2 separate regions of the Homo sapiens genome follow, and region 2 is linked to region 1. A link is a loop called in an ENCODE intact Hi-C map of the cell type or tissue named here. Cell type or tissue: heart right ventricle. All regions are shown on one strand.

The links. Peaks named below come from ENCODE experiments on the same cell type or tissue, not always from the same donor. Only the 100,000 strongest peaks of a DNase experiment are listed, where the experiment ranks them.
Region 2: a loop joins it to region 1, with 3 times the contacts of the local background. A loop is called at or near these places in 66 of 110 quality-filtered maps.

The regions. Positions count from the first base shown.
Region 1 is chr3:194,008,418-194,013,417 of GRCh38, forward strand. All of the region lies in intron 2 of LINC02028 (long intergenic non-protein coding RNA 2028), which reads right to left. Among named protein-coding and RNA genes, the nearest start is that of LINC02026, 7.3 kb to the left of the region's middle. In heart right ventricle, no CTCF peak of the experiment used is centred here; a DNase peak (open chromatin) is centred at 2,008; H3K27me3 peaks cover 2,392 bases.
Region 2 is chr3:194,119,889-194,124,888 of GRCh38, forward strand. LOC102724877 reads left to right here. Exons shown (of 6, transcript XR_002959666.2): 6 at 2,935-3,586. Among named protein-coding and RNA genes, the nearest start is that of HES1, 14 kb to the right of the region's middle. In heart right ventricle, no CTCF peak of the experiment used is centred here; no DNase peak of the experiment used is centred here; H3K27me3 peaks cover 2,435 bases.

The DNA of each region.
Region 1 (5,000 bases):
ATTAAGATTCTCCATATGAAATCATCTTGTATTACCAGGATGTGCCCTAGATCCAAGGACAGGTGTCCTTCTAGAGATGAAGAGAAGACAGAGGAGATGGAAGTGATGCAGCTACAAACCGAAGAACCCCTAGGACCACCAGGAGCTTACAGACTCAAGGAGGCTTCTTCCCTAGAGCCTTTGAAGACAGCCTGCAGGCCGGGCGCCGTGGCTCACGCCTGTAATCCCAACACTGTGGGAGGCACAGGCAGGCGGATCACCTGAGGTTGGGAGTTTGAGACCAGCCTAACCAACATGGAGAAACCCCGTCTCTACTAAAAATACAAAAATTAGCCAGGCGTGGTGGTGGAAGCCTGTAATCCCAGCTGCTTGGGAGGCTGAGGCAGGAGAATCACTTGAACCCGGGAGGCTGAGGTTGCAGTGAGCCGAGATCGTGCCATTGCACTGCAGCCTGGGCAACAAGAGTGAAACTCTGTCTCAAAAAAAAAAAAAAAGAGAGAGAGAGAGAGCCTGCAGCCTTGCTAACACCTTGATTTTAGACTTCTGGTCTCCAGACCTGTGAGAGAATAAATTCTGCTGTTTTAAGCCACTCAATTTGTGGTAATTTGTTACAGCGACCATATAAAACTAATAATTTCACTTTTGCAAAATAACTTTTCTTCATTTCTTCCTCTCTTTGATATACTTCCTAAAGGCAAGAGCTACAAACCAGTATACTAATGGACTGGGGAAAAAGCCTACCTTTCTCTCTATCCAGTCCCCAGGGCAGGGCCGCAATTACGTTCAAAGGGAGGGAGAATGCCAGCTCACAAAACCTGACTGCTCCACTTCCTCTCCAGGGGAGACAGCAGCAGTGAGAGAGGCTGAATCCGTGATTATGGACTATGCAGAAAGTGAGTCTCAAAATAAACAGCTCCTGGAGTCAAAGCTCAGGGGACGACATATAGAATTTTAGAGTCTTCAGGACAGAGAGAGAGCAGGTAGTTCAACTTCTTCAGGGAGAGTTTTCAGAGGTACAAGAGAGCAAGGAATTTTGTATATTTGCATATGTTTTTGTTTTATTGAGGACTCTGAGGGCTGGAGAGCAGAGAAATCTGTCCAGGGTCACAAACTAGGGGCTGATACCAACTTCACCACCCAGTGCAGGAGGGCTCTTCTTCTACTTCTGGGGTCCCGCCTCTGTGGTGCTGCCCCCAGAATGGGGGCTTATTACATAACAGGTCTCACTCCCTTAGGTCCTTCATAAGCCCTCAGCTCTCCTGGTCTGGGGACCCCACTCCATGTCATTTTAAACATCTTAAAATGCATGATTATCTCATATCAAATGTAATTTTTTCTCTTTAAAAATCTCATGGTTCTTTTATAATTTTTGCTTCTGAAAGTAATTGCCTATAAACAACTTGCTTGATTTTAGATTTTCTACAGTTTTCAGTAATCATCATACAAACCCAGGAGAATCTAGCCATAGATTGTTTTCAAAAGCAATGAAATTTATATGAATGCTACATTTCATAATTAAAAAGACTGGCATTATGCTTTCTGTTGTACAGATTTAATTAACATTTTTATTAATTTCAGGTCTGCCTTTTAGTGTTTTGATTGGGAAGTATTTGGGGAAGCCTTCACATGAAGGATGGTCAACAGGTGTTAGCAGGTAAGGTAGACAGAACTGGGTGGCAGTGCCTGAAATGTCCAGCAAACATCTCGGCTTGTGGGGCTGAGTGTAGGTGAGGGAAATAGCAGGAGAATGGATTTTAAGCACTGAGCCAGGCACTACCATATCCATAATCTCCTCTGAGACTTGGAAACCAAGCTGGGGCCAGGTTACAAATGACTTCACATGCCATTCTCCCCGCTGCCTGCCACTTGTACCTTGGGCAGCCACTGGGGACATTCCTGGTTCTGGATTCCTGCCTCTGAGCAGCTCTCTTAACATGAGTAGGAGGCCTGTGCTTCCCCACACCCGTTTCCATCTGTTTGCATGGACCAGAGCCACTTGAGATAGGGCCTTCCTAGGAATAGAAGGTAAGACCAGCATCATTCCAGGGCCACTGTGGATGGGCTTTCCCCGCCCAGGAAATGACTGCTGCATTGATCTCTGTGCCACTCAGGCCAGGGCATCCTTGTGGGGAGGATTCCAGTCTGCATTGCATCAAATACCTATGAGAGGGAAAAGCCGTTTAAGCTAAGCATATGTTTATTTGATTGAAACAAATAACTCTCACAGGCCACAAACAATACAGGCAGACAGATGTTTCAAGCGGCACCTCATCAGCTGATTGGGCCATCATGCAATATCAGTGCACAGAATAATTCTGGAAAGATTCTAGGAAGGGAAGTTGGCTATCTTAAAATCTCTCCCTTTGGGATGAATTTCACAGCAACCACTTTAGATGGCAGTAGCGACTGATTATCCCCATTTTAAACCTTAGAACAGAAGGACCACTCCCCCAGTGATACCCAACTAGGAATGGAAGAAGCCAAGAAGACCACAACCCAGGTCTTTAGACTCTGAGATCTCTTTTCGTTGAGCTTGGCAGAACTACCACTCCAAAGACTCACAGCCTCTCAACGAATGGTGAGAGCATGTTACAAAGACATAGAAACTGGCTTGAAAGGGCGCCTGCTGGTCAAACCTGGGACAATTTATTTATCAAAATAAGTAATAATGATAATAGTTGTAACTTTTGAGTAAAATAGAAATCTGTAAATCCACACTGATACAAACAAATACACAGAAAGAAGAGAAAGCTGTCTTTATAGTAAAATGACAACTGGTAAAAGTAGACATAATGGAATTAGAATCACCATTTAGCAATCATCATAGTGATATTCAGCCAAGAAACATCAGTAGATGTTAGAACTAGTGGGTGAATGTTTACTAAGAAATGGGGAAATTTCATACTTTCAGAGTACCTCCAGCCAAATTCTTATTAACGACAAAGGGAAAAAGAGTAATTTTACAATGAATAGTCCTGACAAATACCACCTCAACTGAATAATCAAAGTGAACATTGGCTGGGCGCGGTGGCTCATGCCTGCAATTTCAGCACTTTGGGAGGCCAAGACTTGTGGGGCACTTGAGCCCAGGAGTTTGAGACCAGCCTGGGTGATATGGCAAAGCCCCATCTCTACAGAAATACAAAAAGTTACCTAGGTGTGGTGGCGTGTACCTGTAGCCCCAGCTACTTGGGAGGCTGAGGTAGGAGGATCACCTGAGCCTGGGAGGTCGAGGCTGTAGGGAGCCGAGATCATGGCACTGCACTCTAGCCTAGGTGACAGAGTGGACCCAGTCTCAAAAAAAAAAAAAAAAAAAGCAAAACCAAAAAAAACCTACAGTGAACATCACCAATAATGGGTCAAGTAGAAATCATGCACCACCTGATCAGATGTAAATATCTTGTCAAAAATACACCTCTCAATCTAATCAGGAGAAAACATTCGACAAAACCAAACTGAGAGACATTCTACGAAATAATCAGCACATCCAATCAAAAGTGTCAGTTATGAAAGTCAAGGAAAGATCGAGGAACTCTTCTGACTGAAGGAAGCTAAAGAGACATGACAATTACATGCAACAGGTGTTCCAGGATTGGGTCCTTTTGCTAGAACAAATATTATTTGAATAATTGTCAAAACTTAAATGGCATCTGAGGATTAGATGGCAGAAATGTTTTGATGTGAATTTCTTTATTTTGATGATTGCACTATAATTATGTAGGAGAATGTCCTTGTTTGTAGGAATTACACACTCAAGTGTTTAGGTTCAGGTTAAAAAGTTCTTTGTCTATTTCTGCAGCTCTCCTGTAAGCATGTAATTATTTCAAAATAAACAACTTAAAGAAAATTCCCAGACGCGAGTGAAAGCGGGGGATATTAAATATATTTTTGTCACTTCTTCCAGGAAATAGGCTGCCTTCCTCAAGGACAGGGTAGTAACCAAGGACAAGCTGTCAGTTGAGACAGCTTGGTGTGCTTCTAGAAAGCCCTGTTTGCAATGAATGTGTGCAAATCAGTCCTACATCCCCAGTAGCTTAAATTTATGAGACTTCATTGTCGTTTACAGTCAACCTTTAGTTAACAGCAGCTCTTTCATTTTACCTTTACATCTGACTCATTCAATGAAAAAAATTTTCTGAAAAACAAAACACTGAAGAGTTCTGAAATAGCTTCCATCCATAAGGACCTTTTAATAAATGTGTTTAAAAAAAACTACAAAATCTAAATCTGTAATGTCAATGCTGGTTTCCTTAAAAGGGAGAACAACCAGAAATGAATGTGCTATCACCCAGCATGTAAGATAAACAAAATCAGCACCAGCTTACCACCACACAGAGCAATATACCTTCCTGTTATATTCTTCTTGCTGTCTACTGCTTTTCTGCTAAATTATGAATTTCCAATGAAATGTTTTACAGTGTATGACTCTTCTGTCTACCAATAGCTGGCTTGCCCTCCCTCACTCCCTCTCTCCTTCCCTCCCTTCTTCATTGTCTTCATGCACCTGGGGAGATCAGAAAGTGTGTTTTTCTTACAAACCTTAGGAAAACTATAACACCTAGTGAGCCTATAATTAAACTTAATATAAACTGGGAAAGGCAGACAAGAAAGAAAATGAAAATTGTGAATTGGATGAGACAGGCAGTTAGCACATCCCCATTTCCTTTGTGAAAGACGAGTAAAGTCTGCAGACGTCAAGTTCTCTCTGTGTGCTGTGCCTAACTTGGATCTGTATTTCAACTCTCCTTTCTCAAAGAAATGCCATGTCCTAGGGATGCTTGGAGCGTTTCCGCAGCATTCCACAGGAAGCTGCAATGACCCTCCATCCTCTCCAAGTAGAACAGGCTGTCTCCAACTCACAATCTCACTATGTTCCAAAAGTTCTTTTTTCTTTTCTCTTTTTTTGTTTTTTGACACGGAGTCTCACTCTGTCGCCCAGGCTGGAGTGCAGTGGCACAATCTCAGCTCACTGCAACCTCCGCCTCCCGGGTTCAAGCGAT
Region 2 (5,000 bases), 110 kb after region 1:
ATCCTTAGAATGCCCTCCTTCTCACCAGCCTGCATCATCGGGCCCCATCACTCTCACTCTCAGCTCCATCTCCCTCCTCTTCCCCTTGCTCACTTTGCCCCAGTCACTCTGGCCTCCTGGCTGTTCCTAGAGCAGGTGGTCCTGCCTCAGAGCCTCTGCACCTGCTGTTCCCTCACTCTAGAAAGCTTCCCCCAGCAAGCTCAAAGTCAAAGTCATCTCTCTAAGGCCTTTCCTGAGCATGCAATTTAAACCTGCACCCTCCCGGCACTCCCCTTCCCCTTTCCCCACTTAATCTCCCTCTAGAGTACCAATTACCTTTTAAAATAGCATTCAACCGATTTATTTATTTTGCTTATCTGTCTCATCTAAAATGTAGGCTCCAAAAGCATACGGATTTTTTTTTTCTGCTTTCTCAGAATGTAATGTCAGGCAAACTCTTCCTCTGGAAGAGTTCCCATTAATAAGTGTTGAAGAAATGAGGGAAATTTGAAAAAATTCCCATTAGATCACCACAATAATAGTTGCTACAGGCAAGATCCTTTGATGGATTCTAAATTTAGTAGACAGAAGTATAAGCAGAAATAGACCATTTGCATAGTCTTGAAGTACTCTCCTCCACCCCCTACAAAAATATTTAGGAAATACAAAGGGAAAATTGTAACTTTACAGTGAACCATCCTTGCAGAAACCACTTCAACAAAGTGATCACGGTTAACATCAGCCATGAGATAAAGTGGCATCATGGAACCCCTGACATGACGCCTGGAAAGGGCACATTCTCTCTGTGATGTCCTTCCAATAATGCAGCTCCTCGACACAATCCTGAGAAGACACCAAACAAACACAAATGGAGGAGCAGGCTACAAAATAACTAACTAGTCCCCTAAACCGTCAGCAAGTGCAGGAGAGTAAGGACACGTGACTTCTAAATGCACTGTGGAATCCCAGATGGAATCCTACAACAGAAAAAAAGACTTGACTAGGAAAAAATGGTAAAATCCAAATCAAGTCTGCCATTTATAGTATTGTACCAAGATGATTCTCTTAATTTTGATGACTATTCCACGGTTGTGTAAGACTGACATAAGGGGAAGCGGGTTAGAGGGTATAAGAGAGTTCACTCTACTATTTTTGCAACTTCTCTGTAGATCTAAAATTACCTCAAAGCAAAACATTTTGAAAAAAAATCATCAGAGGTAACTGCAAATTTGTCAATCTTCTTTCACAGAACTTTATACTTCTCAGCAGAGAGGAGGGAAAATCAGTCTAGGAGATATCATTATTAAACTTGGAATTTGGAAGAAGGGTCTGCCAGTTAGTTGCTCAAGTAACAAACCTGGTGTCCTTTCCTTTTTTTTTTTTTTTTTTTAAAAAAAAAAGGTCTCACTCTGTCGCCCAGGCTGGAGTGCAGTGGCACAATCACAGCTCACTGCAGCCTTGACCTCCTAAGAACAAGTGATCCTCCCACCTCAGCCTCTCGGGACCACAGCTGAGCACCACCAGCTGGGACCACAGCTGGGCACCACCACACCCTGCTAATTCTTCATTTTTTTTGTAGAGATGGAGTTTCCCTATGTTGTCCAGGCTGCTCTCAAACTCCTGGGCTCAAGCCATCCTCCCGCCGTGGCCTCCCAAAGTGCTGGGACCACAGGCACGAGCCACCACAACCCACTCAGTGTCGTCTCTGGACCCCTCTTTCTCCATCATGGTCCAATCCAGTCACCAAGACTTGTCGGTTCTCTTAATCTCTTGAATCCCTCCTGCTCTCCTGCTCTCCAGCCCCACCAGCACCTCGGAGGCCGGCCTTTCTCTTCTCATCTGGGTTACTTCTGGAGCCTCCTCTGGAATAAGGGGAAAATAGTGAAACTCTAGAGAAGGGCGCTCTTTGCAGACCTGGAAAGGTTCTTCCTTGCAAATGAACGGCATGGAGTTACCTCAAAACCAGGGAGAGGGAAAACCAATGTACGTGACATGGAAACCAGGGTAAAAAAACTGCCTCAAACCTACCAACAAGTGAAAGGAAAAATCTACAAAACTCAAAAGCCCGTCTTGGTCATTCTACACAATCTTTATTCTGTGAGAGAAAGCAGTGGCCCCCACTCAGGATATCAAAGACTGAGGTCCCACGTTATCTCCAGGTTTTACTCAAAGAACTCTGCATATTTGGGTATTATTTTTATCTCTCCCTTTCGTTTATTGTCTCAGGGTAAACACTTGTGATTCATAAATGCCTTAAGAGTGAATCAGTATTCTCCTGTTCAAACCAATAGAGGCCACATCAAACAATAACCTACAAGGTATTATTAATCATTAAATAGGCATATATATGAGCACTCAGGCAAGGGAGCCATTTTTCTTCTCTTGTTTGTTTGTTTGAAGGAAATTAACAAAGTACAAACCTTGATTTTGACCTATTCAGAAAAAAAGCATTTTTTTAACCATTAAAAACTTAGTTAAATTCAAGGCTAAAAGGGCAAATATTTCACGTGGGAAAGTGCTCCTTCGTTCAGGAGACTTCCTTCAGCCATTAAACTATGGTCTGGACTTCAAACTGTAGTAGTTACTTTTTCCATAAGCACACACCATCAAAAAATGAACATTCTCAACCATGGCTGGTAGAAGCAAGAGTCCATTGTAGAATTTCTATGCCGCGGCCACACCTGGGTGCAAACTGACAGGTGGGCAAGCCCAGAGCACATCTGCTCTACGGAAGAAGAAGAAACCAAGTCATGTCAAATACACTGTAAGCACAGGCGTCACGGGACCTCCCTCTCCTTCTCCCTGCCCCTATACACACTAAGGGAGGTCCTCTAGCCTCAAAAATGGGGGTTCCTCCCTCTAAGGATGGTAGATCAATGGTATCACCCCTCACAGATATGGAGGTGCTAAAACATGAATGATTTTTCAATAATATTTCTTCTCCCTGTCCCTCAGGAAGCATCTCTGCTCACACCACGACTGAATGGACACGTGAATCTAGCACATACAGTCGGAGGCCCGCAGAACCGGGATGGTCATGTATCCCAGCCTATGCCAGTTGTCCCAGCATCAGTGTTACTAGCATTATCTTCCACTCTCAAAAGTGTTCCAGTTTGAACCCTAAATGATATGGTCACCTCCACAGAACTGGAGCAGGGAGGGTCTTGGGTGTTCATCTTTCCCACCAATCTTATCTCCTACAAGTGAGATGGGTGTCCAGGGAGGATCTGCCCAGGTTTATGCTTTTGATTTCCCCCTCCCTCTGCAGCCCTTCCCATGCCCTCCTGTCTCCGTGAGGGAGGGAGGACCACCCGCGCATCCTGCACGCCAGGCCCATATTGACGCCTGATGCTTTTGCCTCCATTCAGATCTCGTCTTTCTGTGAACCTGAGGCTCATTTCAATTTTTCAAGGCAGGACCACAACAAGCTCTGCATCTGCCTGCACACAAAGCCGAAATCACAGTGCTTGGGTGGTGGGGACCCTTTTCCCTGAAAAAGAAGAAGTCAGATCATTTCTTAAGGTCTCTCCCAGCCTTAGAACCTGTGATTCATAAGAAACTGGCTGAAGCTTTTGGTTTGTCAATATACTCATGAACCAATTTACCAGAGTGGTTGCCATCCATTTCTTTGAAAAAATTAGCACCTTGTGAATTTTCATTAGATGAATGAGAGTACCTATCTTACATATCAGAGATGTTTATTATATAGTAATAATAAAGGTAGCTAAGAACTTACATTGTATTTACAAAATGCCAGGCACTGTACTAAGCACATTACATATATTGGTCCTTATAACAATCCTATAAGGTAGGTACAATGAATACCTCCCCATTGAACAGGTAGGTAAATCAAGGTACAGAATTGTTATGTCACGCAGCTAGAATGCAAGCAAGTGGAACATGAACTCAGGCAGTCTGGCTCCGGAGTTGGCCTTTTCACCACCCTGCTATCCAGTTTCTCCAAATATCTATGTAAATATATGTTCAGCATTCCTAACCGAAATAATCAGCAGGCCAGTCAAATCTCAGCTGTAAAACACTTGAAGTTCACAGAGCAAGTCACTATTTACATCTAGGAGGGCATTTCACCTCCGCTTTATAGACCCCTTTACCGATATCACTCAGCATTGTAAAACAACAGGTGTGTTGAGGTGCTCTGTCAAAACAGGTGTTTCTGTGTGCTGTGTTTACACTTATTTAACCCAGGGTGTCTGGGCACAATTGCTATTTATTTCTTAGTTATACGGAATCTTCCACAGGGAGCTCGTATGAAAAGAGGTGTGAGGTGGGAAAAGAGGTGAGCAGCGGCCCTACCTCAGGACCTTTGGCTGGGCTTGTACACTACCCCGGCGACTGCTCACTGGACTCACCTGTCCCAGGCATCCTCCACACTTTCTTTTCCAGTCTTCCAGAAGGACCAGTGATCTGCCTACTGGCCTTTTTTCCCCTTCCATCTGCTTCCCAGCAGTGGAACCTGCCTGCTTAAATCTTACTTATTAACTATACATAGATATGGCAGACTGCGATTACAGTAGAATTGTTTGGGAGCTCAGTATCTTGCCTCTTCCCACGTACCTTACCCTGGGAATTGCTTTGTACTTGCATATTGCCATGTGGTGGTGTGTCTTTAATAACCATCAATAAAGATAGGCCTGGGAAAACACAGACAGCCACAGACTCCTCTAAATTCACCTGACTGCACAGAACAGAGCTGTCTGGAGAGGTATCCCGGCTACCCAGAGGTGGTCACCAGGAGTGGTCAAAGTAAACCCACCCCCTTTGATTCAGCAGCCAGAGAGAATTTAGAAGAATAGGCTCACCCTCTGAGGGTTCCTTGAATCCAATAAAACCTGTTCTTAAGTCTGAGTTCATTTATGGATTTATTCTCCAAATATTTGAGAGTGACGGTTCTGTGAAAAGTATTCGCCTAATACCACGAGGTGTTTCATAGCTTCTTTATCAGAAAAGCAATAGAGATCAAGGATGTGGGAAGGAAGGGGAATTTTTTTTTTGAGACAGGG